Regions from separate parts of the Homo sapiens genome. Here region 1 is linked to region 2. Evidence: chromatin loops called from intact Hi-C (ENCODE). Cell type or tissue: PC-3. All regions are shown on one strand. Each heading gives the region's core, and the rest is flanking DNA. Links, peaks and the distances in the headings are about the cores only.

Region 1 (15,312 bases), core at 4,650-12,649, 48 kb before region 2:
GAATGAACAGACAGAGAGGTGGAAAAATGTAGTAGAAATGATGTGGTCAAGAGAGGAATATAAATAAACTCCTTTAGATTTTGGGGGCAATCTTTCTCAGGCATTTCACACCAAAGGAAACCTCAGAGCCAAGAAGGGAACTTGAAAAGCCAAAAATCTGAAATCTGCCTTCTGCCTGGTGCTGTGGAAATGATAAATTATCCCCCATGCTCTAATATTCTCAGACATTGAGATGCTGTTGTCCTCCCTATTTCAAGGGCCACAATCTCCTAGTTCAAAGGAGATGCTGCATTTACAATATCAGGAAGTCAGCACATAGGTTAAAATCAACAAACAGGTCAACATTTTTACACATATTGAAATCATAAAAAAATTCTGAATCCTATTGCGAGGAAAATGGTTTCATTTAGAGTAAGAGAACCGAGTGGTGGAAAGAAGGTCCCTCAGCTTTTGATTCAAAAGTATCAAGCAGATGAGCCAAGAATGCTGGCTCTGGAAGCCAGAACAACTGGGTTCAACTGTCACCTCTGAAACCACAGGTCATTCATTTAGTCTCTCTGTGTCTCAGTTTTCTCACCTGTTAAGTGGGGGTGATCATAATAATAAAAAACGGAATTTATTATCATTAGTTATTCTAATAATGCTGTTATGTTAGTGGTTTTTTTTTTTTTTGGGAACTAACATCAAACCACTACTGTGTCTTTGGTCCCTGATAAGTGCTTTAAACATGTCATTTCTCTGAATACTCATATAAAGCATTTGGGGTAGATATATTATTAGCCCCATTTAAAGATGAGAGATTAGGCCGGGTGTGGTGACGTACGTCTGAAATCCCAGCACATTGGGAGGCCAAGGCAGGTGGATCTCTGGAGCTCAGGAGTTTGAGGCCAGCCTGGACAACACAGTGAAATCCCATCTCTACTAAAAATACAAAAATTAGCCAGGCGAGGTGGTGTGCACCTGTAGTCCCAACTATTTGGGAGGCTGAGGTGGGAGGATCGCTTGAGCCTGAGAGGCTGAGGCTGCACTGAGCAAAGATCAGCCACTGTACTCCAGCCTGGGCAACAGAGACCCTGTCAAAAAAAAAAAAAAAAAACTAAACTAAAATAAAAATAAGATAAAGATGAAGGGTTAGGTATCTGGCTTGAGGTTGCACAGCTGGGAATGGTGGATCAGAACCCAGGCAGCCTGACTCCAGAGCTGCACCTGAATGATGTCAAGCCTCCATGCCCCTCTTATTTCTCAGCCCTACGTGTTACTCTGGGTGAGGAAAGCCCTGTGTGGGTGCTGACTGCCAGGAACCATGAGACATGATTTGCTGTCAATCAGCTTCAGGATGGAAGTGCCATCTACAGCTAACCTTGCACTTAGGATGCCGCCCTGCACAGCTGAGTTTCTGTAGTTTATTTGCCTACTGTATTTTTTTTAGTCAAGAAATTTCTGGAGTAAAATATCTGTTACTCCTGGAATGTGCTGTGAAATGTTCCAGGGAAAGAATACAATATCTGCTCTGAGAGGGGAGATGTGCTTTGTCAAGGAAAAATTTGATTTTCCAAAGTGAGCTGAAATTTCCCTTACCCTGAGGGGGTTTTTATCAGCAGTTTATCCTGTGAGTGTTCAGATTTGAGGAAGGAAGTTTGTAAAGCAGCCCTGAACAGATGATTTGCTCTGCTGTCTGCTTTTATAAAAGAGGGGGAAAACTTTGATTGAGACGTTTCTAAACATGGTTCAATATACAAATTCAAAAACCAATATTTTTTCTAAAACATTTCAAGTGAAAGAACCTATTTGGACATGACACTGCCTCACATCGTTATAATATGCTATGCTTTCTGCTTACTGTGCTGAAATGGTCTTTCCATAGCTATGACCAGACAGGCTTTTAGATGCTGGAATCTGCCAAAGCGATCATCATTGCTATGAAGTATATAAGGAATTCTGGCTGAAAGCTCAAACGGCTCTTCTTTGACCAGATGGTTTATTTATTCTTACTACTCTTTACCAGGAAGTTAAGCTGCATCTTGGCATTCTTTACAGAGAGGATGGCCTTTAAACTGTTGAACTGACATCTGGTGAAACCTACTGGACAGAAGGAACAAGCAACAACTGATTGTCACTTTGGGCTGCCCAAGATTGCATGGCTCAGGGAAGCTAGCTGATGAATGCTCAGGTTGACCACACAGAATTGGGGAGGGGAAAAGACACCCAGGGCAGAGCCACATGGAGGCCTTGTAGAAGCTGCTGGGGTCTCAATAGAACTGGGGGTCTCAATCTAGGACTCATGACCTACCCTCAGACCAGCTGGTCTGAAAGAGAAGCCCTGCTGAATGGTGTTGCCAAGAACCACCCAACAAGCAAAAACTGCCCTCTTAGGACATAGAAAAAAGTGAACCTGCTTATGGCCCCTTGAAAATCACTTTCCAGCCAGAGATATCAACTGTCTGTTACACAAAAGAGTGCCTGGAAGTGGTGTGGGTGGTGACAGGTTATGAAGTCAAAAATTTGCTTGTGTGATCGATCCCAAGGACCAGCTGTAGATGCAATGAAGGGTTCCAACCCCCAAAATCATCATTGGTGAACAACACAACAAGAGCAAAGGACATATTAAGGAGACATGAAGTTTGAGAACTAGCAACTCAGAACTGTGATGCCAAGATCCTCCCCCTCACTCCACGTTCCACCAAAGTGCTTCTCAGGAAAGAGGGGAGAGGTAGTGAAGGGAGGAAGGATGCCCTGCAATCTCGATTTGCCTCTCCTCTCTTTTCACCTGCATGCACTAAAGTATGTAATCTTTTTGGTAAAATTGTCTATAAAAATGCCTCTGCATTTCCTCTAGAAAAGATAAAGGGCTTGGGAATTTATTTTAGGAGGAATTTTTTAAAAGTAAGGTCATAAGGAATGTGGGCTAGAGGTATAAGCTAGATGCAGGAAGATGAAGGATAGGAAAAAAGAACAATATGATTTGAGACTGTCAAAGTGAGAGATTTCGTGGGTGGTCAAGAAGTGAGGCTGCTCCACCTGAAAGGAGAGAGAAAGAACACTGGCTTCTAAGAGCTTCAGATCAGGAATATGACTACAGAGAGGTGTCCAGATTAAGAAAGTTCGGGAAGACCTGTCTCTCAAACTAAGCAAAGCAGGATGAAGCCTACGTTCAACACAAATCTTGACTAGCTCTGCCTGAGGACTGACCCCTCCTTGTGCTTCTGTTTCTTTTCAAGGATAAAGAGAGACTGCCTTTAAGAAGTTTCTCTAGTGTGTGCATCACAGTCTAATAGGGCATGAGAAGGGGGAATGGGGAGGAAACACTGCTTCCAAGCCACAATCCAAACTGATTTTAAATGATTTATCTCCAGGCCTTCATTAATGTAAGCTGAACCTTTTCAGTAATTTCATGGTCGTACTTTGAGTTGCATTTTAACCATGCTTTCCTAAGAATAAACATTATGCAAAACTGCCCAAAAAGTATTAGGAATTTTCTTCCTTTTTCTCACATTACAGTTAAGTCATTGTGTAGAGAGTTGTTAGAATATAGAAACTTCTAGCTCATAAGCGTGGTTCTGGGGGCAATCTGGAACAAGCTGCCTCCCTAAACCATGAGTCTTGCTCATGACAAAAACTGTCTGATTGTCTTCTTGTCTGGACTGCCTTCCATTTCCATGAACTTCCCCCTCTATTCCTCCCATCTCTCAAGACCCAGCCCCAGACTCGAGGGCTCAGCAGAATGAGCTCTTGTCACCCACCTGGACACCCCAGCCTTCTCTGTTGGTGCCACTCTCACTGCACTTACTTTCTGCCTTTTTTGGTAGATATTTGTGTCCATGTCTCATAGCTTCTGGCAGACTGCTATTTACTTTCCTTAGTGCATATCTACCACAGTACACTGCTTCTAAGAAGTCCTGGATTAACTGAATGGATGCACGAGTAAATGCATTCACTTCCCCCCACCCCAAGTGACTAGCACCGGCAATGGAGCTAATATTCTCTTTCTTGTCTTTAAGATACTATAACATTCCAAGGAATATACATCTTTCCACTGAGGAAAGTGCATTTATTTTGTGTATCCAATTTTGGCAGAATCAAAGTATGGGCTTATAACATCAATTTTCACCATATACTGCTAATTTCTTATTTTTAAAAAATATGTTTGACATGCCAATGGAAAAAAAGAGAAGACGAGAGAACAGTAGGTGCTCAATGTGTCTGTTTTTTGAGACAGGGACTTACTCTGTTGCTCAGGCTGAAGTGCAGTAGTACGATCTTGGCTCACTGCAGCCTCGACCTCCCAGGATCAGGCAATCCTCCCACCTCAGCCTCCCAAGTAGCTGAGACCACAGGCATGCACCACCATGCCTGGCTAATTTTTTGTACTTTTTGTGGAGATGAGGTTTTGCTATGTTCCCCAGGCTGGTCTCAAACTCCTGGGCTCAGGCCATCTGCCTGCCTCAGGCTCCCAAATTGCTAGGATTATAGGTATGAGCTGCTATGCCCAGCCAATAAGTATGTCTTCAGTGATCTCGCAACCCCACTTCTAGGTATATACCCCAAAGAAAGAAAACCAATCTATTGAAGAGATATCTGCACTCCCATGTTTATTTCAGCACTATTCACAATAGCCAAGATTTGGAAGCAACCTAAGTGTCCATCAACAAGATGAATAGATAAGAAAATGTAGCACATATATATAATTCAGCCATAAAAAAGAATAAGATCTTGTAATTTGCAACAACATGAATTGAATTGAAGGTCATTATGTTAAGTGAAATAAGCAAGGCACAGAAAGATAACCTCTGTGTGTTCTCACTTATTTGTGGGAGCTAAAAATTAAAACAATTGAACTCATGGAGACAGAAAGTAGAAGGATGGTTACTACAGGGTGAGAAAGGTAGTAGAGGGGAGTGAGGGAGGAAGTGGGGACAGTTAATGGGTACATACAATAGTCAGAAAAAAATGTAAGATCTAGTATTTGATAGCACAAAAGAGTGATATAGTCAATAATAATTTAATTGTACATTTAAAAGTAACAAAAGGAGTGTAATTGGATTGTTTTTAATACAACGGATCAGTACTTGAGATGATGGATACCCTATTTACTCTGATGTAATAACACATTGTATGCCTGTACCAAAATATCCTCTCTATCCCATAAATATATACACCTACTATGTACCCACAAAAATTAAAACTAAAAAATTGAAATAAATAAATCTCTTGAGTGAATGAATGAATGAATGAATGAGGGAGTAATGGCAGGAACCTAGATAATGGGAAACTGGATAAAAATCAGAAAGAGAAGTAGAAAAAAGATAGACACACAGGAGATTTTGAAAAGAAATAGAAAGAGAGGGAGGGAAGAGGGAAAGGAGACCCAAGGCTAATGAAATTCTCAATTAGCAAGTCAGGTTTTACTACAGACTTGAACCTGATAATTTAACAAGAGAGAAGCAGCTGGGTGAGAAGAGATAGACTTTGAAGAAAGATCTGGATTCTGATATCCACTCAGCTACTTAGACAAGTGACTCAATCTCTCTGAGCTCACTGCTTACAATTTTTTTTTATTTTGAAGTAATTTTAGATTTACAGAAAAGTTGCAAAAGACAGTACAGAGAGTTCTTGTACACCCTTCACTCAGCTTCCTCTAATGTTAGCATCTTTCATAATCATAGCACAATTGTCAAAACCAGGAAATTAACATTGATACAATCATACTAACTAAACTATGAGCCTCAGAGTTTCTCCAGTTTTTCCATTAATGTCTTTTTCTAGTCCATGGTCCACTAGGATCCCACACTGCATTTAGTCGTCATGTCTCCTGGTCTCCTCTAGCCTTTAACAGTTCCTCAATTTTTTCTTACCTTTTATGACCTTGATGCTTTTGAAGAGTAGAATGTCCTTCAATTTAGAGTTGCCTGATATTTTTTTTCATTGCTAGATTTATGTGGTGTGTTTTTGGCAAGAACACTATAGAGATGAAGTCCTGCCTTTCTCAGGGCATCATATCAGGAGGCATATGTTGATATGTCTCATTACTAATCATGTTAGCCTTGATCACTTGGTCAAGCCAGTGTCTACCGGGTTTCTCCACTGTTCTATTTTCCCCTTTGTATTAATAAATACCTTGTGGAGAGATGCTTTGAGACTATTTGCAAATGTCCTATTTCTCATCAAACTTACTTTTGCCCAATAATTTTAGAATTCATCAGTAGTTCTTGCCTGCAACAGTTATTACTGTAGTATTCTAATGATGATTTTCTATTTTTCTCATTCTTTCTACATTTATTAATTGAAATTTTTCTATAAGTAAGTGCTGTCCCTACTCCCCAACCCCACCACACTGATGTATTTATATCGGTATGGATTAAAAAATATTTATTTTACTCTATGGGCCATAATCCAACACTGTCATTATTTATTTTGTTGCCTAAGCTTCACTTTCCTCATCTGCAAGACAGGGTTGATGACAACTGTCATAAGAACTGAATGAGATTTTAAGAAATGTGAAAATGTCCAGTCCAGAGCATCTATTAAATAAATGCAAACTCCATTTCTTCCTTTTCTTTACAGTATGTAAAGCCATGCTAATTTCAAGGCAAGGTCACTCAAAATAGGTGAAAAATCTGAATTTGAAAATTCTCTTTTGATGTAATGGAACTTTTCTACTTTAAGGTATACAAAAGAACTAGAATTTAGCTATTCCAGTCGTGTCCAGTAGAGATCATTTGGGATCTGACTATGTAAGACTGATTTTTAATCAGCATACCCATAATTTGTATGAAAATAGATGCTTGAGAATACTTGAAACAGACTGTTCTCTTAAGTAGTTTAAGTGTTTTCCCAGAAATCTTGTTTACGTTCTGAAGTTGCTTAGCTAAACTATTTTCAGAGATAGTCCAAAGCCTGCCTCTACCCAGCTGTAGGTCATATCATCTCTAACTCTGAATTAGTGAAATCACTGATTCGTCTTTGATTCCCAAGGTTATGGAAGTGAATGGAAGAAATCCAAGTTTAGTTTAAAATTAGATTTTAAAAGTTTTGGCAATTCACTTTTAAGTTCAGGTCGAAATTTAAAAATAAAGACAAGATAGGGTCCTAAGGATGTGAGAGTGGGTAGATCTGGAAGTTTAAAATAATTCATGAAATACAGTGAAATCCACTAATAAAATCACTCAGTTTACTGGAACTTTCATTTTTCCATCCCATTTTTATCAGTAAGGAAAATCAAGAACATCAGGAGTTTTATTTTTAAAAACAACTTTGGGGCAGTGACATTTGCAAGCTCTCATGTGGACTCCCAGAGATTCTGTCTTACTCAGTTTGGGGGTGGGACCAGGAATCTGCAGTTTTAGCAGGCACCACCCCCCAGTGCAATCCTGCTGCAGGTGGGAAGCAGCATCCTATAGTTATTCAAAGCCCAGGGCCTGACTTTGTGGGCTTAAACCAAAATTGCCACCTACCACTTGTGTAATCTTGGGAAAATAACTTCATCTCCACATACTTCAGTTTCTCATTGATAAGATAGGGCTAATGACAATATCTGTCTCCCAAGGTTGTTGTAAGGAGCAAGTAAGTGGTACATATAAAATGGTTAGCACAACAGTGCCAGATAGACTGGTGTTCAGGACATGTCTGGATACAGAACCGCTTGAGCTCAGCCTCTAACACTCGTTGTATTCATGGGCCTTATCATGGTCACTGACATTTACAACCATCATCAGGATTTTGATTGGCAAGCTATGGAGGCTGCAAAGTGAGCTACAGTTAGAAAGTGTTTTGTGTTTTTTTCTAAAGATGGTGTCTCACTCTGTCACCCAGGCTGGAGTATAATGACGTGATCCTAGCTCACTGAAGCCTCTAAACTTCTGGGCTAAGGGATCCTTAGAGGGTCTCAGCCTCCACAGTAGCTGGGACTGCAGGTGTGCACCACCATGCCCAGCTAATTTTTAAATTTGTACTGACAAGGTCTTGCTATTTTGCCCAGTCTGGTCTTGAACTCCTGGCCTCAAGCGATCCTCCTGTCTCACCCTCCTAAAGCACTGGGATTACAGGCATGAGCCACCGCACCTTGCCAGAAAGTGTTTATGTAACACAGGATGACAGATCCTCAGACAATCAGAGATATATATGACTCAGAATAGGAATATCCTGTTAGCATTTAGGTAGAGTTTACTAAATGACCAAAATAGGCAACTACTCTGTGTTCAGCCAACTAACAACCAACAAACATACCAATTAAAATTTTGTGATTGAATACACAAAACAAAAGAAATTAAATCTAAAACATAAAATGTAGAATAGAAAACTCTGGGTGTGGGTTACATTACTAAGAGAAAGTGCCTTTTAAGCCCAAGAGTGCAGTCCGCCCAACCCCAGTACTGCATGGAGACTCCCTGCTCTTTCCTGACGCTCCTCCCTATCCCAGGGCCACAGGGATGTCAGCCAGTGGCTCTTGATCTCCCAGTGAGTCCCTAGACCCCCACGCAATGGCTTTGTCCTAAGTATTCCCAGACTCCAGTCACACCTGTCTTCTTCAGAACTGGCTTCTAATGTGGTCTCAGAGGCTTTGGATTGATATTCTGGGGCTGAGGATCTTCAGGGGATGCAGAGAGAGAACCGAGGTGATTCACTGCCCCTCAATGAATTGCCCCACGTTTCCTGCCTTCTCTGGTGACCTAGGTGTTTCTGCTGAGGGAGTCCTAATAATGGAAGGGGGTCAGGGGGTTGGTTATACGAATGTGGTCAGGGATCATGCTGTCAAAACTCAAAATTGAGACATGTGGTTTTAAAAGCACCTTTGGGAATGAGGGGTTGGTAGGGGAGAGGAAGGGGTTGGAGATTGGCATTCTGGGTGCCCAAAGGGACTAGGATTGGTGGACTGGGTAATGCAATAGAATGGAGTTGAGATCAATTAGGCTTAAGGGCAAGTTGGGGTACAGTGAGAGGAAGGATTGCAATGTGATGTCTGTCTCTTTGCCTGGAAAGAAAAACAGCCATCATGGAAGTGGCAAGACAGAATGAAATGAACACATCAGGAACAGACAAACCTAGAAGGGGAGGTATGCTTGAAAATCACTTACGGGTGAGTCAAATACCAAGACATCAAAAAGTGGCTTCTTACCTCATTAAACCTCATCACCAGATCTTCAAGGGCATTGTGCTCTCCATTCTGAGTGGTAAGAATCGACGCTGAGATGGATGCTTTGAGGCAGGGCAAGGAGCTCTGGCATTCAGGAGTGCCCAAGTCCCGTGTTAAGAAGCAAAGGTAGTCGACTGGCAAGACCCTGCGGTAAATAGTCTGCTCTTGCTCCATCAGGATGCTGGCGACTTCCTCTGGGAACTGGATGAGAGGCTGCAGATCGATCAGCTCCTTGCTGATCCCAGCTGAACTTGAAGGGAGGGCATTGGAATTGGCCACAGAGGGGCCTGGCTGGCGTTCTAAAACAAAGCAACAGAAGTCGTGGTTACATCAAATCTGGTGTCCCCTGCAACAGATATTTACTTGAGAGCCATTCCAAATCTTGTATGTTCTTTAACCAAATCCTCTGCTTAGTGAAGAGTTCTGTACTATTTTTCTTTTTACAAAGACCTTTCTGATATCTGTCCTATTTGTCTTCTAGTCACCTAATGAGGTGGGGGTGGAGTGGCGGTGGTGGTGGTGGTAGGGTTGGTTTTCCATTTTCAGCAGCAGCATTAATCTAGCACATAATTCCCCAACCAGTTTACTATGATACTTTGTAAAATACCATTTGCTTCCTTATCCTCCTTTGCTAACTACCATCAGAATGACATGAAATGAGGGTAGGTATAAGCATAGCCAACTTAAATGGAAGAGGAAAGAAGGCTGTGTGGTGAAGAATATGTATATGCATATTATGTGTAAATAGGCAGGACACCTGGGGACCCAAGGACTCTCTGGACAAAAGGTTTCAAAATGTCATGGTATTCTCTGCCAACCTGTCACCCTCAAAGAGTGGCTTTGATTTCACTGATATCTATTTGGGAGTTTGCAAGAACAGAACCATCTACAAACATAAGAAAGGAATAGGTAATAAGGAGATGTATCTAAATAAATAAATCTTAACTGCCTGGCCCACAACTGGTAGCAAGAAGGTGACAGAGGGATGCAGGAGAGAAGGTGGCAGTTCATGAGATGGAAGTACCAGAGTAGGGGATGCCTAGGCTCAAAATGATTTCTGTAATTAGAGCCACATACTTGCCTTCTCTTTATTTTGACACTGTCCCAGGCTGCCTCTTAACTTCTTACCTGTAATTCATTCATTCAACAAACGGAAAGTCTCTGATGAGCCCTAGAACAGAGTTTTCCAAAGAATGATCTCTGGAATACTGGCATTTACAAGAAAAACAGTTTTGTGGTCACCTGAGTTGGGGAAATGTCACATATTCATGTCACTCATTCTCTTCCTGGAAATACCTGTCATCCAGCCTGGACACTGGGTAACAGCAAAGTTCGTAAGGATGACTTCCTTCACATTCAGACCTCAGTATTCTCTGACTCTTTTCTAAATCTCCATTGCAGAAAACTTTGGAATTATCACTCCAAACTGCTTCATGTCTGTATTATTAAACTCTGAAGTCATCATCCCTGAATTTGACTTCTTTCTTCCCTTTTATTCTGTCTAACAAAATTTCTCTGTCCTCAGCAAACTTCTAGTTCCTTGGCCTTCGTCTGGTGCTACGATAAGCATTTTAGATGGCACTCACCAGCCAGAGATTCCCTAAGAAGACAGCTTGACTTTCCATCACAGGCATGTCCCAATCCCCAGTGCTGGGCAGACTCAAACCATCCATTCCTTGGCTTCTGGGCTGCTGTATGATGACACTGACAATTATGCTACTTAGTGATGGGGCGGGTGCTAATTCCTATTATCTAACTTCAGCTAGGCCCTCAGGGTGACTCAAAGTTGACACAAACTTATTTATTTTTTCCTAAACAACTCACTATCCTCTTTTCTATTCTTCTCACATTCCCAAACCTGCGTTTGCTTTCCTCACAGTCATTCGACTGTTTCTTAACTATGCTGAGACAGTGTAGGTCATGTCAGAAACTCCTTCAATTCAGATACCTTATATTTCTTCCATCTTCTGCTTCCCTGAGAATGGCATGTGTTTCCTCCTCTCCAAGGCCCACCCAGGTTTGTGATTAAATCTACCTTTGTCTCCTCCAGAACTTGCTTCAGTGGTTATCTCCACCTTTAATCCCTCACTTTCTACTGACTTCTTTGCATACCCAAATGTTCAGTTTCCTTTTTCCTTAAAAACTAACAAAAACGACATCCCTTATCCTTTAAACTCCAAACCTCTCTATCTTTTCCTTCACTATGTCCTTCTATACCAGGTAACCCACAGTCCCTGATTCCTTCCTCCATGAGTATGGTGACTATATCTTCTGATCAAAAAATCAGGCCATGCTCTCTGGCCAAATTACTAAACCAATGAGGACATGGGACAGAAAAATGGAAACCAGGTTGGTCCTGGTTGACTCTAAGCATTTTAATACATCTTTTGGACCAAATTACCAAAAATCTTCTGTAACAAAAAATGGAGACTATTAAATTATATTTGGTTCTATCTAAGCTCATATTAAAAAAAAATTAAAATCAGGTTGATGCTTAAATCTACCCTAGATGGCCTCCCCCTCCAGCTTTCTGAATAGTTTAGAAACTGCCTAAGTTTCCTGAAAATTGAATCAGAATGTGGCTTGATGAAAGAGGCCAACCGAAATTTCTAGATACTGATAATATATGTACAGTGGAATTAGCCAAATATAAGAACTCTTCTCAGAAGTAACCAACTCTAAGACATGATCTCGAACTATAGCACTCTGCAGAGGAAATAAAAATAACTCCAGTCACTTCTCTAATATATAAGAGAAGAGATAATGTAATACAATATGCAAATAATGTAAGATAAGATGTCATATGGGAAACTGCAATACATTTGAGATATGAATCACATGCTGTTACAATGAATAACAAGTCTAGTGACTGGTGGGAAACAGCAATAAGAGAGGCCCAAATAAATTAAAGAATAAAAAGAAACCTGGTCAGTGTAACCCTAATAAATCTGGCGGTCCCAGTATAAGCATGTATCTCAGTATAAGCATGACATCACACTCAAAGGAACACAAATTGAATGCTAGAAGCTTTGAAACAATGTCAACCTTTCATGTAGGTTTCCTTAAAGCTGGAATACCCAGGGATTTCATATTGTGTACCACAAAAAACATCCCAGAAGTCTTCTTGGGGCATAATTCTTTGTCTTCTAAGTTCCATACTTTTAGCAGCTGTTAAAAACACTTCCCACTTTCCCTCATCCTTGCTGAGCTCTCCCTATTATGTCCTCTTTCCTCTTCATAGGACACATTGCCCTAGTGCTCAGCTGTAACTCACCTCTGGGCCTTGCTCTCTAACAACATGGGCCACTGGAAGATGGATTTAAAACCGAGTAGCTCTAGGACCCCTGGTCCTTCCTCATGATCCATGAAGCAAAGTTCATAAAACCCACTGGACACTGTGGCTCTTCTCTTTTTAGAAAGTTTCTGGTGAATAAAATTATCCACCTCATTGTTTGCTCTCAGTCCCATATTCTTCAGTTAATAGTCATTCTAGGTCGGGCGCAGTGGCTCACTCTTGTAATTCCAGCACTTTGGGAGGCCGAGGCTGGCGGATCACTTGAGGCCAGGAGTTCAAAGCCAGCCTGGCAAACATGATGAAACCCTGTCTCTACTAAAAATACAAAAAATTAGCCAGGCACGGCAGTGGGTGCCTGTAATCCCAGCTACAGGATTAGGGACATGGATGAAGCTGGAAACCATCATTCTCAGCAAACTATCGCAAGGACAAAAAACCAAACACCACATGTTCTCACTCATAGGTGGGAACTGAACAATGAGAACACACCGGGGACTGTTGTGGGGTGGGGGGAGGGGGGAGGGATAGCATTAGGAGATACACCTAATGCTAAATGACAAGTTAATGGGTGCAGCACACCAACATGGCACATGTATACATATGTAACAAACCTGCACGTTGTGCACATGTACCCCTAAAACTTAAAGTATAATAATAATAAAATTAAAAAAAAAGAGTGCCTACTATGTGCCAGGCTTTGTTTTCAGCTACCCTGATGTTGAAATTTAGTGAACAAGAATAAAGTTTTGTTCATATGGAACACCCTAGGAAAGGACATAAACAATAAGCATAGTAAATGAGTAATGATGCATATGAGAAGGTGATAAAATTGTTATGGTTAAAATCAAAGAGGGTTCCTGGATGTAGGTGGGAAAGGTGTAGTGTTACATAGCATACCTTTTTTTTTTGAGATGAAGTCTTGCTATGTCATCCAGGCTGGAGTGCAGTGGCACGAACCGCCGCCTCCCGGGTTCAAGCGATTCTCCGGCCTCAGCCTCCCAAGTAGCTGGGATTACAGGCGTGTGTCACCATGCCCAGCTAATATTTGTATTTTTTAGTAGACACAGGGTTTCGCCATGTTGGCCAGGCTGGTCTTGAACTCCTGCCCTCAGGTGATCCACCTGCCTTGGCCTCCCAAAGTGCTAGGATTACAGGTGTGAGCCACCATGCCTGGCCCACATAGCATATCTTAACTAGACTGTTAGTGATTGTCTCATATTTTTCTGCAAAAGTGGGCAAAACTTTACCCTCCAAGGTGCCCGTAGCTTGGTCATAATCACCCTTTCTCATGTCTCAATGGAAGCCATTAATTGAGCTCTTAGTCCTCACCATTTATTAGCCTTTTGTGTTAAGTAACACATTTAATTCTCACAGTGAACCCTGTAAGGTGGTGTGATTATCCCCTTGCTATAGACGATAAAAAACAGGTCAGAAATGTTAAACATTTTGCTTAAAGACAAGCTGCTATTGAGAGACAGGGCTGAAATTTAATTGCAGCTCTGACTCCAAAAATCTGCCCTCTGTTACACTCAGCATTTTGAGGGATCCTTTGCAGAGGAGACATATTTCTACACACACACACACACACACACACACACACACACCTTTTTTCTCTTCTGGGTAGAGAATGGAGTTGAAGAGTTAGGCAGGAATACCTTACAGGATTCTGACTTTAGAAGGCATCTCCTCCCCAAGCCAGCTGAGCAACCTTCTGATCATGATTTTAAATTATATCTTATCAAAACCCGGCAGAATCTCCATGTACCTATGTTTCAGAAACTTTATCTTTCATTCTCATTCCATGTGAGGGGTGGTGAAATGGGCACAAGCTTTCTTGAGAGGCAAAACAAAATTTTAAACGTGTATTCTTTGTACTAGAAATCTTACTTCTAGGATATTATCCAACAGAAACTCTTGCAAAAATATAGACCAAGTGAGGTAAATGTATATGTACTGAAACTGAATTTATTTCACAAAAAATTTAGGACAAAAAAGCAAGTTGAGAACAATGGAATATTATCCTATTGAGGTAAAAAATAATTTTGTAAATATAGGTATATGTTGCATATCTGTCCAGTGAACACCAAACAAATAATAGTGTATAACTTACACAGTTCTGTTTTGCTCAACTTTTTTGTAATGCACATATAACAGTACTTTTGAAAATAGATCAAAATGAGCCAGGCATGGTGGCTCACACCTGCAATCCCAGCACTTTGGGAGGCGAGGAGGGTGGATCAACTGATGTCAGGAGTTGGAGACCAGCCTTGCCAACGTGGTGAAATCCCGTCTCTACTAAAAATACAAAAAGTAGCCAGGTGGGTGGTGGGCACCTGTAATCCCAGCTACTCGGGAGACTGAGGCACAAGAATCACTTGAACCCAGGAGGCGGAGGTTGCAATGAGCTGAGATGGCACCACTGCATTCCAACCTGGGCAACAGAGCAAGACACCGTCTCAAAAAAAAAAAGATCAAAACGATATCCAAAAAATTCAAGGCAACAAAATCTCAATCTTCTCATGCTCAAAAACCTGGTTCAGCTTTTTTTGGCCTGTTCAGATTTTTTTCCAATATATATGGTAATACTGTTTTTTTGTAAGTTACTTAAAGCTAAAATTAGAGGGGGGTGGAGCCAAGACAGCCGAATAGGAACAGCTCCAGTCTACAGCTCCCAGTGTGAGTGACACAGAAGATGAATGATTTCTGCATTTCCAACTGAGCAAATGGCACACCAGGAGATTGTATCCCACGCCTGGCTCGGAGGGTCCTACGCCCACAGAGCCTCGCTCATTGCTAGCACAGCAGTCTGAGATCAAACTGCAAGGCGGCAGCGAGGCTGGGGGAGGGGCGCCCGCCATTGCTGAGGCTTGAGTAGGTAAACAAAGCA
Region 2 (15,312 bases), core at 2,381-10,380:
CCCTATTTGGGTGTACTGTGAGGGCAAATGGGGGTAGAGAGCTGCAGATCTCAAGACATAGTTTTATTCTCTTGGCTCCAAATCATACAGGCCATCTCCAACACACTAAGTCCCATGCAAGTCCTTCAGAAGTAACTGATCCAGTTGTGTAAGGAAAAGAACTGACTGGTAGCTTGATGGCTAAGGAAGGCTTAATAGGCAAAGCAGGGTTTGACCTGTGCCTTGGAAAGCAGGCATTTCTCTAACTGGAGCAGCTGGGGAGACAACTCACCATGCAAGCAATAAGGACAGCCAGTGGAGTTTAGAGCAGGGAGTAAGCATAGGAAATAACTGGGGAATGAGAAAGGCCAGGGAACAACTGGGGAATAAGAAAGGTCAGCTGGCCTGATAAAGGAGACCTGGAATGTTAAAGCAAGGAGATTTCACCCATCAGAGGAGGGCACCCCTTGATGCTTTTTTTTGTTTTTTGTTTGTTTTGTTTTTGTTTTTGTTTTCGCTGGTTTGTTTTCAGCAAAGGAATAATGCTAAAATGGTTTTGTCTTAAAAAGATTACTAAGCTGGCAATTCCTAGTTCCTAATAGGTTGGCCTACTTTCTTTACTTGCCAAGCTGCTGCGCTGGCTCATTGTGCATTTGCTCACTACCATGTGCATTCCAGTCTCCACATCAGGCCTCCATAGACTCCCAGTGACTCATTCAGTCTCTTATCCAGCTTTTCCAAGGTGTTTTCCTCAAAACATTCTATCTACAAGGGATTGTATGACCTAAGGACTCCTTGATCATGAAAGTTTAAAAAATCTCAGTAAATCTCTTCTCCTTTTGGAGATTTACATTGCATAATAGAATATTAAAGACAATTACGAGAGTCAGAGTAAACAAAGTATTTTAATTTGCTTAACTATTTCCCATGTTATTTGATCATTTCTTTAAAGAACACAGCCTGTAGACGTAGTGCTGTGCCAAATAATTAATTTACTTTAATCTAATAGCCTTTTCTTATTCCCATTTCTTTGCCCTCTGCAGAATCTCTGAAATAGGCAATCATCCATCCTTCTTGAAGTCTTTCATCTCTTGTCATCTCATTGTTCCATCTCCGCCTTATTCTGCATCTCCCCTTCCACCTCGGGCCTTCAGGACAGTTATAATGCAATAGAAAGGTGCCAACAAGTGCCTAATGTAGGGAGGTCACAAATCAATTGACCATGGGCCAGATTCAGTCAACAGACCTGTTTCATCTGACATACCCTGTTTAAATTCAGGAAAGCTTTACATATACATCTGAAGTTCCAGCATCTCCTGAATAATGAAACAATCTGGTAACACTGAGCATTCCTACATGGTATCAAATGGCTAGATCTTCTACTGTTAGATGGGGCATGAGTTCTCCACTGGATGCCAGTGCCCACCATTCTTTAGTGACCACACCTGGCCAATATCTGGTCACCATTAGTATATGTGTTTTTGACCCTGTCTTAATAAAATACAGATACGGATGTAGATATTTACAACATGTACTGAGCTCCTCCAATGTGTCCTCTGTGTGCTCTTGCCTGTGCTAGTTGCTGAGGATAGAGAGAAAGCCATAGTCTCTGATATCAAAAGGTATTGCAAATCACCTCCAAGAAACTATTAATAAACATATATAAATGCTATGTATATATTAAGTAATATTTCAACATCGTTATCAGCCACATTTCCAAGCCCCCAAACTTGTCTGAAGAAATAAAAGATGAAGTGCTCTGTGAATGAAGCTCTGAACTTCCATCACGATTGCCAATACCCTCACCACAAAGAACCAGAAAGAGATCAAAAATTACTACCAAGATCTGGAATGATGCATCCCAGTCACACCAATCCAGGATGAGAGAAACTCAAGGTGCTTTGTTGGAAAAATGCTGAAGTGTGGACAAACTGGTGGTAGATATGGCAATGTTCAGGGAACCTGTCAAAATCAAGGTATTGATCAGGCACAGTGGCTCACACCTGTAATCCCAGCACTTTGGGAGGCAGAAGTGGGTGGATCACAAGGTCAGAAGATCAAGACCAGCCTGACCAACACGGTAAAACCCCGTCTCTACTAAAAATACAAAAATGAGTTGGGTGTGGTGGCACATGCCTGTAATCCCAGCTACTCGGGAGGCTGAGGCACGAGAATCACTTGAACCCAGGAGGCGAAGGTTGCAGTAAGCTGAGATTGCACCACTGCACTCCAGCCTGGTGACAGAGTGAGACTCAGTCTCAAAAAAAAAAAAAAAAAAAGTCAAGGTATTATCTCTTCCTAGATCACTCACTTATGAAAAAGAAGGAATCATGGAAAAGCCCACATGTAGAGTGTGAAGAAGAGACAGTAGAGAACGGTCATTACAAGTATGGCTCTGGAGCATTGGTTTGAATTCCAGCTCCCATGCTTCCCAGCTGTGTGACCTTGGATAAGTTGCTTTGCCATTCTGTGCCTCAGTTTCCTTTTCGCCAATATAGGATATAATAGTATCTGCCTCATAAGGTTGTGGCTAGAATTACAAGCTTTGATAAATGTAATATGATTAGAACAGCATCTGGCACTTAGTAAATGCTCAACAAATACTAGTTTTTATGATGACAGTGATGATGAGGATTGTGGCAGGCTACAAAAATGGCCGCGAATTATTTCCTTCACTGACACTGGGCTGGAACTGTGATTTCCTTAACTAATGGAAATTTAGCCAATATGATGCAAGCAGTCTTGAAAAATACCTGTACATTGGAGATTGCTCTCTCTTGTTGCTTTTGGCAACTCTGCAACAACTGCCATGTGAAGAAGCCTGAACTAGATTGCGGGAGGATGAAAGACCATGGCCCAGTCACCCCTGTCACCTTGGCTGATAACTTGCCAACAGCCAGACACATAATGAAACCATCCTGGATCCTAGATCATCCACTTGCCAGTCCAACTGCTGCCACAGATGCATGAGAGGGCCCAGCAGAGATCAGTTGATCCAGACTAGAACTACCCAACTAATTCACAGAATCATGGGCTAAATAAATGATTGTTGTGAAAAGTCGGTACGTTTTGGGAGTCCTTTGCTACACAGCAGATGTTAACTAACACAATGATGATGTGTTTGGAACCATAATAAGTATTTTAATTACATAACAATTGAATCCACACACTAATCTATAAAGTTGATTCATTTTGTAGATGGGAAAGTAAGCCTAGAGAAGTAGAGAAATACAGTCAGCCTTACACACCTAGTAAGAGGCTATGCCAGGATAGAAACCCAGATTTCTCTAACTCTGTGGTCCAGCTTTATCCATTGCACTATCCATTGTCACACTCAAAGCCCAACAGTGGGATAAAGATCACACTGTTAGGGGTGATCTTGGTAAGAGGTTTAGGTGATGTTTACAATGCTGTTGTTATTGTTTTTATTCATGATAATTCCTTTCATGGCCATTCTCAATTCCTTTTGAAAATAGTCAAGTTAAGTCTAATGAATGACCAAATATGCTTCCTTTATGTGAAGATTTATAGTTTTAAATTATACAGTCACAAATGAGAGAAACTCAAGGTTAATATGGTGATGGAAAGTTCTGAAAACTAGACAGACTACTGCCCTACATAGGCCAATATCTTTTTTGAAACAAAATCCAACACATCACAACATGGCATCCACACTTGCTAGACAGCTATGTGAGCATTCATTTACTCAACAAGTGATTTATATTTACTGAGCACATACACTGTGCTAAGCTCAACTGCTGGTGTTCTACCAGTGAGCAAGACGAGCTTCATTTTCATGGGGAAGGCAGACAATAAACAAGTAGACCAAATAAATTAGTAAAAAATTGTAGGCTATTATATATTATCAAAATATATTTCTACAGGACTTGCTGAAGTCATTGGGAGGAAAGGAAAGGAGTCAAAGTTGTTATATTTGGTCACTGCTAAGTTTTTAGAGATGTAGGCTTTATATAGAGAACTATAGATCAATGTTGCAAACTGTGAATGGATCCTTCCATGGGATTACACTCCTCCCATTATGGTAGGTGCTGTGAAATGACATGGCCTGGAGTGGTTTGGGCAAAATGATTTGACACAGTAAAATGACTTAGAGAAAAGCAAGCAATGCTTAGATAACACTTGCATAAACACTTTAAAAGGCATTTGCAGTTCCTTGTGACTCATGAAAGAGGGATGCCTTATAGAAGCCAGTACTAGGATGTGGAGTTTAGGCCCAAAACAAAAGAAAACAAGCATACTGAGGCTGAAAAGAGCTGGGGTAATTCAGATGGAGACAAAGGCAAAGACTTGCATGCACTAAAAGGCATGAAGCAACCAGACACACCACATCCACAGCACTCACCCAGAAGGAAAGCTCCTTGGAATAGCCAGAGCTTTTTCTTGACTTGACTTCTACTAAAGTCAAAAAGGGTATTGTCAAGTGGGGTCAATTTTGTACTTGCTCTGTTTCAGAAGCTATCTTTTTGAGATCACTTATGAAAAATTATGAGGTTCTAAGATCTGATGGCATATCTTCTGAAATCTTTCAACAGGAAGAAAGTGTGTTACTTAGAGGTCCATTGACTCAATAATAATAATAATTGCATCATTTGTTGAATGCTTAAAATGAACCAGGCCCTGAGTAGTGAGATGTGATTTCAATTAAACCGCAGAACAGCTCTATGAAGAGGTTCTACTATTATCAGCATTTAAAAATAAGGCGCTAGGTGTCTGTAGTCCCAGCTACTCCGGAGGCTGAGGCAGGAGAATGGCATGAACCCAGGAGGCGGAGCTTGCAGCAAGCCAAGATCGCGCCACTGCACTCCAGCCTGGGGAACAAAGCGAGACTCTGTCTCAAAAAAAAAAAATAAGGCGCTAATGTGCACACAGCTAGGACTTAACATCAAGACTCTCCATGTCTAAGCTAGTGCTGTTAACTACCAAACCAAACAGAAAATCCTATTACAGATGTCAGAGGAAGCACTTTCAACAGAGGGGTAATTGTAGTCACAATCCCTCCATCACTTTTTGTTTGTTTGTTGTTTGTTGTCTGTTCCTTCCATTAGAATGTCAGCTTCATGAGATTTTCTTTTTTTCACTGCTGTATCTGCAGTGTCTAGAACAGTGTTTGGCATTATAAGTTCTCAATGAACAGTTCTTGATTGAATAAGTGAATTTCTCAATTCTATGTCTTCACCAAAAACTTGGCTAGAATCCTCTGGTTTTTTGGCCCTGACTACATTGGATTCATCTGAACCACAGGCGACATTCTACTGTCACCTGTATTTGCTGAAAACTAGATATATAAATCATATGAAATGGCATAAAATCTTTACAAAGTATTCAGAATAGCTGTAGCCAAATGTGGATTTAATTGCTAGTAACCAAACTTGGCCATTTCTGATAAATCCACCAACAGTTTAACAACATTTCATTATCATTTGCTGATGGGCTTAGAGTCAAAGGACTTAATCTGATCTATTCTCTCTACTAATTTTTCATGAAATTGATCATTTGAAAGGATCATGGGGTTTAAAAGAAACCAAGATACGGATTAATGTATTGACTCTGCTAAATCAATTTAAATAAACAAATATTGAGTTGCAGTTACATCGACTATGGTAGATGCTGGAGAACAATGATTTTAAAAAGAAAAAAGACTCTGCCCTGGAGAGACCCACAGTCTGTACTGTGTAATTGTGTGATACTGGGCAAATAACTGAAACCCTCTTCCTCATAACCTACTCTTTGCCCCAGTTTTCTTATCTTTATCACGAAGAGGCTGGCCAGTTATTATCTCCAAGGTCCCTTTTAGTGTTACTGTTCTATAATCCATACTTCCTTGCTTTCTTTTTCTTTCTTTCTTTCTTTTTTTTTTTTTTTTTCTCTGAGACAAGGTCTCACTCTGTTGCCCAGGCTGGAGTGCAGTGGCACAATCATAGCTCACTGCAGCCTTGACCTCTTGGGCTCAAGTGATCTTCCCACCTCAGCCTCCTGAGTGGCTGGGACTACAGGCACCACCACTATGCTGGGCTAATTTTATATTATTTGTAGAGATGTGGTCTTGCTATGTTGCCCACACTGGTCTCAAACTCCTGAGCTCAAGCAAGCCTCCCGCCTCAGCGTCCCAGCGTGCTGGGATTTTACCCTATATCATACCCAGCCCCTTCTTCAGTGGCAGATGGAGGGTATAATTAAACTTAATTTTGATGATTATTTTGATGATCATTATTCTCTAATACATTAGCTTCTCCTGTTCCCTCTCTCTTATTACTATTCTCCTTCAGTATCAGCTGCCATTTCGCATTAGTGACTATATATGTGCTTCTAATAGCACCCTTATCCTCCCCATAATGTGGTTCTTAAAGTGCCCTGAGCTAGAAAAACAATGACATTTATTTTAACGGTGTCACCTGTGAGTTAATAGGTGGTAACAACGCAGGGGCCTCTCACAGCATGAAGTGTAAGAGCTCTGCGCTATGGTTTGGAAACCCCTTTACTAGTCTCATGAGCCTCTTTTCTAACTTTGGAATCTACAAGCAGTGTTCTAAAAGGTTGAAGATACTAGAAGTTTCATGTCTGATGGGTGTCTGTGTGTAAACAAAATGCAATGATATAAGAACTGTCGAATTTCCTGAAGAGTCAACAAAAACAGTGAGGCTGTTGGAGGGGGTAGTTGCAGCAGCTTGGAGACTTAAATGGCAGGGATGGGGAGGAGAATTTTGGTAGCAGGCTGCTGTTTGCTCTGCTCATGATTCCACATTCCATTCAAATGCCTGTGCAGAGAATTCCATTCTACTGAGAGTATTCAGACCATGCACGAGCAAGACACTGACCAAACAGAACTCCGGAAAGACAAACATAAAGACTTTGCTAAAACCAGGCGAATTAACCAGAACTGTGCCAGAGGCTTCTATGGGAAGTAAGCTGAACCTTTATCACTTCAGGGGAACATCTCAGAAGAAGTTAGAGGATGCCCCAGGACATTTGAAAACTTGGGAATTTCGCAGCTGCAAATGCCCTTCCATACAACTTCTTCCAATCCACATCCCTTTTATTAAAATTTTACCTCCTCCATGTGGCCTTCCCTGGGTTCCGGCAAGAAATAATCATGTTCTTTTTGGTGATCCAATGACACCTTAAGCAAAGCTCTAGTAGCACTTTCTGTGAAGTACAGAAATCACTGTTTACTCTCCTACTATTTCCCCACTGGAACAGGGACCAAGCTTTAATAAACATTTTGTCCCCAGCACAGGGCACTGCTTAGCATGCTGCAAGCAATGGAGAAAGGGCACAGTGGAGAAATAATTGAAGACTTAGAGCTATGGTCCTCAAAGTGTGGTCCCCAGACCAGCATCATCCTCCTCACCCAGGAGTTTGTTGGAACTGCAAATTCTTGGGCTCCATCGCAGGCCTACTGAATCAAAAACTCTGGGCTGGGACCCAATAATCTGTGTTTTAGCAAGCCCTTCAGGTGATTTTGATTCCTGCTAGAGTTTGAAAACCTGTATCCTAGACTTTAAGGAGAACATGTTACCTTTCATCTCTGACTGTACCATCCATCTGACAAGCACTTACGTCCCTATCATCTCCCTTCTAGAATGGAAGCTACTGAGGGCACAGTCTAGGGCCTATTCATCTCTATACGCCTCAAGGCCCCTAGTTCAGAATCCAGTACAGGGCAAAACTCAACAAATGCTAGCTGGATGAAGGAGCATCTCTGCAGACATTCCCCATGGCTGTAAATGGAACAGGCCTTTCTGTAAGTGATGCTTCCAGCTTAATATTTCCAAAGATGAATCACGTCTGAGATACTAATTCTAATGGTAATTACCATATGGATGAATCATATCATAATGAGAAAACCTGGCTGCCAAGGGAGCCTCTCGAAAAGAAAAAATCAAATCAGGACAAATGGATTATGTTTTTAGGATTGTGATGTCAGGCCATGAATTAGGCCTACAGAAGGGACTTAATGGCCTGAACTACCAGGCTCCTTGCAGCTCTAAGGAGCAATGGGTCAATTAATGAATTACATGGGGACAAATTCCCTGCAAGACAAAACCAAATTTTCACAAATCCCGTAGACTGTGATCCCTGGCTCAGAGGATCAAGGGTAATGTTCTCGCTAAGCTGTGCATGTGTGAAGCTGAAAGGGACAGAAAGTTCCTGACATCCTGTGGCTCCAGGCTTCTGTGTGTCCCCAACAGGTGGAGGGGACCAATGCCAACCTATAAGACCAGGCTTTTTGCTTCCTGTGCCCCAAACCTTCATTGGCTGAACTCCTGCTCATCTTTTCCTGGTTTCTAACCTTCCTCTCTCTGCCCAGCTGGAAATGTCCAGTGTGGCCTCTATCTTCATGGCTCCCAGGGCCTTGGTCATTGCTTCTGGACCAGCACTGCATTTCCCTTCTCTTAACCTCCTGTCTGCCTAAAGATGGCCTGAGGCTGAGGCTGACCTCCTAGAATATATTGCTCTGACAACCAGAAATGGGATAGCAGAGATGGGACAGCAGAGATGCCATCTCTAATGAGATGCCTTAGGGTAGAGTGGAAAGAGTATGGTCTTTGCGTCACACTGATCATGTCGTACTTAGTGCCACCATCCAGTAGCATGGGGGAAGTAACTAGTGTTTCTTTAATGGAGATATAACAGAGTTGTTATAAATAAGCATTCAAAGGGATAAGACATCTGTGAGTTCTGTTTCTAGTTTCACCAGCCCTGAATACCCAAATGGTCATAATAGCATAAATACCTGAATCTTTAGAGCTCCAAGACCATGCCTGCTGGCCTGAGGACCTCAGGTAACTTCCTACCCCCAAAAGCCATCACCATCTGCCTTCATCCCTCCTAGCTATTTGGTAGCATTCTGAAGGTGATGGAGCCCCTCCTATGCTCAGGGATAGTTTGCTTCTGTTCTTCCACTCAGCTCCCCTTGTTGAAGTACCTGGACTGGGCTCTGTGGCTGGCCAACCTCTGCCCTCCTGGGCTGAGACTGGAGGTGGAGAGAACAACCCTCTCCTAGTCTCCTGCATGTGAACTTATGTGTAGACATCTAAGTGTTTTCTGGTGCACAGCTCCATAAACAGCTCAACTCTGGATTCCATTCTGGGCTAGTGCCCACTATGCTATAATAAATGCAAAGCCTCAGCACAGCACTTGGCATGTATGTGGCATTTAATAAAAGGGAGGTTATCAATCCTCTTGGTCAATATCAGAGTTACAGTGCAGATCCTCTCTCTCATCCCAGGTTTATTCCTTTCACTCACTTCTCTGCTCTCTTCTGTCTCTCTAGGTTGCTCCAGCAGCTTTCTTCAACTTCCTCTTAGTCCCCATGGTTTCTTCATTATTAAGATTTCTTAGCCCTCACCACTTGCATGTTCCCCATGTTGCTTTCTTTTGAATCTCATCCTGTTGTTCCTTGCTCTGTCCTGATCTTCCTACCTTCCCCATCACCCCTCTCTCTCTTCCCTTTATTCACAATGTCCATCTTTCTCCTGCATCCTTCATTTCTTTCCACTGCCTTTTGATCTTGATCCTTTGAGCATCACTTCCAGGGGCAAAGGGAGGGGATGAGAATGAGGACAGAGTGTGAATTAGTAGGGTCTGCAAGCAGAGATCCTCCTCTAATTATTAGCAGACAGTTATTTATCCTTATTAAATGCACTGTATTTCTTCTACTGGAAAACTGCAGTGATTTAATTCTTAAAGGTTTCTCTTCCAATGGGACCCAAGTGAATGACCACCAGAGAGGAGCTAGGGACATTCCTCTCCAAATCCCCCAAGGATCACGAACTCAGTAGTTGAGCTAACATGGACTTACTCTCAGAGACAGGACCCAACATAAGTTGGCTTCTGGTCCTGATTAATTGAGCAGCTGCAGAGCCTCATGCCTGCCAATAAGACTGAAAGCTGTTTAAGACAACCAGTACAGACCTTCAAGTTTCATCCAAGGGTAGAGCCATATTCAACAACCTGTTAGTGAACACACCTCAGGCAGAGCAAATGAAATAGGTAGTGGTGGGTGAATAGAGATCACCAGATTCCCAGGAGCTAGAGCTGTCACCAAGTTTAGGCAGGGCAGGAGGACATGGAGCCTGGAAGAGGAATTGTTGAGTCTCCCAGACAGGATGGAGGAGTTGAGTAAGGGTAGAGAATAGTAGGAAAGCCCAGCCTAGTGGGGAAAATCCTGGGCCCTACACCCAGAGAAAGGCAGGCCCTGGGAGGTCCTAAGCAATAGCTAGGACCCACGCTGGGGTGCCTATCCAGAGGAATCCTCTGAGAAGCTTGGACTGACATTCAATGCAGACACAAAGTAGCCGCACTTTAATTTCTGAAAGATAAGCCGTCTATGCCTAAGAATATATTCCTTGTTTGGACTTTGTTCATTCATTCATTCAGACAACAAATATTTACTGAATGTCTATTTTGTGCAAAATAGTTTGCCAGTAGCTAGAGATAAAATAATGAGTAAAAGAGCTTCTTGTCCTTAAGAAAGTTACTGAGCATCAGGGAAGGTAAGCAAGATAATGGGCAATTGTATTACAGCATAAAATTCTACATTGGTGTGGGCATACAGTGTTTCAGATACACAGAGGAGGGTCTTAGGAGGCCATGGAAGGTTCTTCTAGGAGGTAACATCTAAGACACAACCTAAAGACAGTAAGAGTTAGCTAGGGCAAGGTTGAGGAAGGGTAAGAAAGGGGGAAATGTTCTAAGCAAAGGGAACAGTGTATGCAAAATAGTTTTCCTATGGGTGAAGCTAAGAGATTGAGCAGTGAGTTTGGGGAGATAAACAGGAACCTTTTGAGTCCTTATAAGTGGATGCAATTCTAGGCCAGAACCATTTCTGTTCATAAACATTTCCTAAGCAAACTACCTATGCAAGCTATATGGACATGCATACAGCTGGAGGGTTATATCTCATATGCCTGAGGACATCCATTGCCTTCCAGAGGTATTTTTTTAAGTATTGAAGATATAACCTCAAACAAGACACAGCCTCTTCTCTTAAGGCACCAATGGAATAGAGATGATGACTTCTAAGATTTCCTATAGCTTGGTGGTTTCCTTTTATTAATAAAAACCAATGAGAAAGGACAAAGTACACATTACCTACCAGCCTGGAACAGGAGAGAGACGATATACTTCATTTGTACTCACAAGGTAAGTAACAACTTTCAGAAGCATCCCACAGGGTGGGCGAGGACTTAGGACTTTTCCTGTCTAGTTGGAGGTATAGATCTTAAAAGAGATGGAACATCTTATAGGAAATGTCACCTTTCTCTCCACTTTTGTAAGATAGCAGTGGAAAGGTAAGCCTTCAAGGAGGTTCCAAAATATTGGGGAACTACAAAAAAATGGACGGGTCGTGGCATTAAAACTGCACTCAAGTTCATGAGGATGAGTCAGGGACTTTCAATCTATCCCCAGATAGACTACCTCTGTCCTGTTACAGAGACTCTCAGCTATGTGTGTGTAGAAGAGCATACGTATTAGTCCGTTTTCACGGTGCTGATAAAGACATACCCAAGATTGGGCAATTTGCGAAAGAAAGAGGTTTATTGGACTTATAGTTCCACATGACTGGGGAGGCCTCACAATCATGGTGGAAGGCAAGGAGGAGCAAGTCACATCTTATATGGATGGCAGCGGCAAAGAGAGAGCTTGTGCAGAGAAACTCCCATTTTTAAAACCATCAGATCTTATGAGACCCATTCACTATCATGAGAACAGCACAAGAAAAAGACCTGCCCCCATGATTCAATCATCCCCCACTGGGTCCCTCCCACAACACATGGGAATTATGGGAGCTATAAGGTGAGATTTGGGTGGGGACACAGAGCCAAACTGTATCAGCCTATGTTCAGGGCTAGGATTATCCTGAGAGGTTGAGTGTTGAACACAATATATTTGACCTTCAGAGGGCTCAGGAGTATGGGAAAGTTATCACCTTTCAGCTTACCTGGGCCTACCCTATAGTCAGATAAGAAAGATATGGTCACCCTGAGCTGCATGTCAAAGAACTCCATGGAAATCATTAAAAAAGAAAAGAGAAAAAAAATGCTAAAGTTAATGAAAATTTTAAAACTTATAAAAACTTAGGTTAAAAACTTAAGTTTAAAAAAATTGTAACTTCTTTTAAAGTTAACAAAACTTTTTTTAAAAAACCTTCCAATTTACATTCCAAAAATATGGTTTTAGCACTTACATTTTGTAATTTAAAAAGCTTGCTCTCATGTCTCTACTGAGCTTAAGGTTTTTCTTGGCTATCAAAACAAAGAGGTCTTTTGTTGAAACAATCAGGCGACAGTGTTTTGGTGAAAAGATTATATACAGAATAATGGTATGAAGCTCTATTGTATAAAAAGTAGACTTAAGAGCTTTCCCTGTCTCCAGATACCCTGGGCTTCTTGCAATAATTTGAAATAATGTTGTCCTTCACTTTGTGGGAGCTCTAAACAATTGGGTGCATTCATTATTTTCTAAGAGCTCATAAAGGACACAATGCAGGTGTGACTACACATAATTAAAGGCAGTGTCAACAGCAGTGTATATACTAACTACAGCCTAACCAACCCACTGGGATCAACTGCTTATGGGTGTTCCAAGGATTTTCTCTCTTTTATACCCACCATGATCTAGTGATTCATGGTATATTGTATTGTATACAGGTGGAACTCCTGAAATATTCCTTGAACTGATGTTAGCTGGTCTTTGGCATCTGCATATAATGGACATTACCAGTAATGTCAAAGACGGCACAAATGAAGTCAGTGCAACGAGTGTTTGGCATGAATCTGTGGGCTGGGTAGGCTATAGGGAAGGGAAGGGTCACTGAGTCTCACTCCCAGCAGAGCTGGTAGGAGTCAAAGAAGACAGTCAATGTGATGCTGAGCTGGAAGAAAAGGACTTGCTGGGGCCACATCTCTGTTTAAATCACTTCTGTAGCTACTTTGGATGGGGTTCCTTTTCAGGAGCAAATGCACATTCAGCTGGAGGGTTCTGTCACTCATGGCCCAAAAGTCGGGTCACCTTTTATTCACTGGGAAGCTCATTCCTCACACTCTTCTCAAGATCTTCTGGTCTCACCACAAGAGTCCCAACCTTGCTGAGCCATTCACTTGATGAGAGTGAAGGAGAGAGGATGGGAGCTCTATATGTTGTGCTCATGATTGGAGGAGAAAGTCCACATCCAGGGATGACCATATCAGATGACTCAACCTTGCTTATCTGTTATCCAGTAGAGACCATGATACACTATAAGACAGGAGGCAGAGGTCCTGGGAGTGGACAGGGAACAGCTGAAAAACAGACTGTGGGAAGTCAGAGATGCAGGGATAATAGCAGAAACTCTTTGTCTTTTCTTTTATTGCACTCTCTCCAAATTGCTCCTTTCCAATTCTTCAACATGAGGCCAGGGAGAAGCAAATGCACTTCTTTTAGAAGGTGAAGGGCATGGCCATTACTGGCTGGGTAAATTTGGGGTTTCATCAGTTCATCCAACAGGTTTCATCATCAGCTTTTTTATGTTTTACCCTGCAAATATTCTTAAAAAAAATTTTTTTTTTTGAGACAGAGTCTCACTCTTTCGCCCAGACTGGAGTGCAGTGGTGCGATTTTAGCTTATTGCAACTTCTGCCTCCCAGGTTCAAGCAATTCTCCTGCCTCAGCCTCCTGAGTAGCTGGGACTACAGGCACCTGCCACCACGCCCAGCTAGTTTTTGTATTTTTAGTAGAGATGGGGTTTCACCATGTTGGCCAAGCTGGTCTTGAACTCCTAATCTCAGGTGATCTGCCTGCCTCAGCCTCCCAAAGTGTTGGGATTACAGGCATGAGCCACCATGCCCTGCCATTCCTAAAAATTCTTAAGGCAGACTTGGCAACCTTTTCCTACCAATGCCATGGATCCTTTTCCCATTTCCAAAATCAGTCAGAGGTCACACACAGAATGTTAAACATCATTATTATATTCAGACACAAGACACAGAAAACAAGAAAAGCCAAGTTCTATAGATATAGCAAATAAAAGGATAAATGAGATCTAAATTGTGAGTAGTTAAGAAACTCAGGGGTATTTGTGGCAGGGGAGGAAGGTGATGACGACAGAATCACCGAAAGACAGAAAGATAGAATTTTGAAGAAAAGGATGGAGAGAGGAAGGAGCAGGAGGAAGGATCAGGGACAGCATGTCAGAGATGAGCAAGCCCTGGAGATGCCCGCTGTTCTCCCCAGTGTCTGTCATCAGAACAGTTATCGCCTGCATCATGGCCCTATAAAGTGCTTGCTGATTAATCAGTGACTCATCCCTGTTGCATTGAGTGTCTCTTGCATGACCAAGGATGGCTGGAAGGCAGGCAGGTAAGAGGGAAAGTTAACACGAGGCAGGAAACAATAAGTGAGAAGAGAGAGGTTCAGGCAGCTGGTGCTCCAGGAGTCAAGAGGAAGCCACAGTCACTGGGAACAGGCTGACTTCAATGGGGAATGAATGGCTACTGGCGCCTAGAATTGTGCAAGAACCAGCAAAAGAAACTACCATCAGAGTGAACAGGCAACCTGTAGAATGGGAGAAAATTTTTACAATCTACTCATCTGACAAAGGGCTAATATCCAGAACTTACAATGAACACAAACAAATTTACAAGAAAAAAACAACCTCATCAACAAGTGGGCGAAGGATATGAACAGACACTTCTCAGAAGAAGACATTTATGCAGCCAACAGACACATGAAAAAATGCTGATCATCACTGGCCATCAGAGAAATGCAAATCAAAACCACAATGAGATACAATCTCACACCAGTTAGAATGGCCATCATTAAAAAGTCAGGAAACAACAGGTGCTGGAGAGGATGTGGAGAAATAGGAACACTTTTAACTGTTGGTGGGACTGTAAACTGGTTCAACCATTGTGGAAGACAGTGTGGCAATTCCTCAGGGATCTAGAACTAGAAATACCATTTGACCCAGCCATCCCATTACTGGGTATATACCCAAAGGATTATAAATCATGCTGCTATAAAGACACATGCACACGTATGTTTATTGCCGCACTATTCACAATAGCAAAGACCTGGAACCAACCCAAATGTCCAACAATGATAGACTGGATTAAGAAAATGTGGCATATATACACCATGGAATACTATGCAGCCATAAAAAATGATGAGTTCATGTCCTTTGTAGGGACATGGATGAAGCTGGAAACCATCATTCTGAACAAACTATCTCAAGGACAAAAAACCAAACATCGCATGTTCTCACTTATAGGTGGGAATTGAACAATGAGAACACTTGGACACAGGAAGGGGGACATCACACACCGGGGCCTG

What was found. Hi-C counts contacts between places; a loop is a spot of excess contacts. Peaks named below come from ENCODE experiments on the same cell type or tissue, not always from the same donor. Only the 100,000 strongest peaks of a DNase experiment are listed, where the experiment ranks them.
Region 1: it touches region 2 in a loop (2.1-fold over the local background); 2 of 110 quality-filtered maps call a loop at or near these places.

What each region holds. Positions count from the first base shown.
Region 1 is chr10:94,165,297-94,180,608 of GRCh38, reverse strand. PLCE1 (phospholipase C epsilon 1) reads right to left here. Exons shown (of 33, transcript NM_016341.4): 4 at 9,113-9,429. Among named protein-coding and RNA genes, the nearest start is that of PLCE1-AS2, 64 kb to the right of the region's middle. In PC-3, for the core only: no CTCF peak of the experiment used is centred there; a DNase peak (open chromatin) is centred at 8,078; H3K27ac peaks cover 1,222 bases.
Region 2 is chr10:94,114,934-94,130,245 of GRCh38, reverse strand. The region is part of intron 2 of PLCE1 (phospholipase C epsilon 1); the gene reads right to left. It overlaps LOC107984255 (a long non-coding RNA gene), which reads right to left. Exons shown (of 3, transcript XR_007062252.1): 2 at 13,015-13,295; 3 at 4,815-9,529. Among named protein-coding and RNA genes, the nearest start is that of PLCE1-AS2, 14 kb to the right of the region's middle. In PC-3, for the core only: no CTCF peak of the experiment used is centred there; DNase peaks (open chromatin) are centred at 4,115 and 6,775; H3K4me3 peaks cover 475 bases; H3K27ac peaks cover 3,304 bases.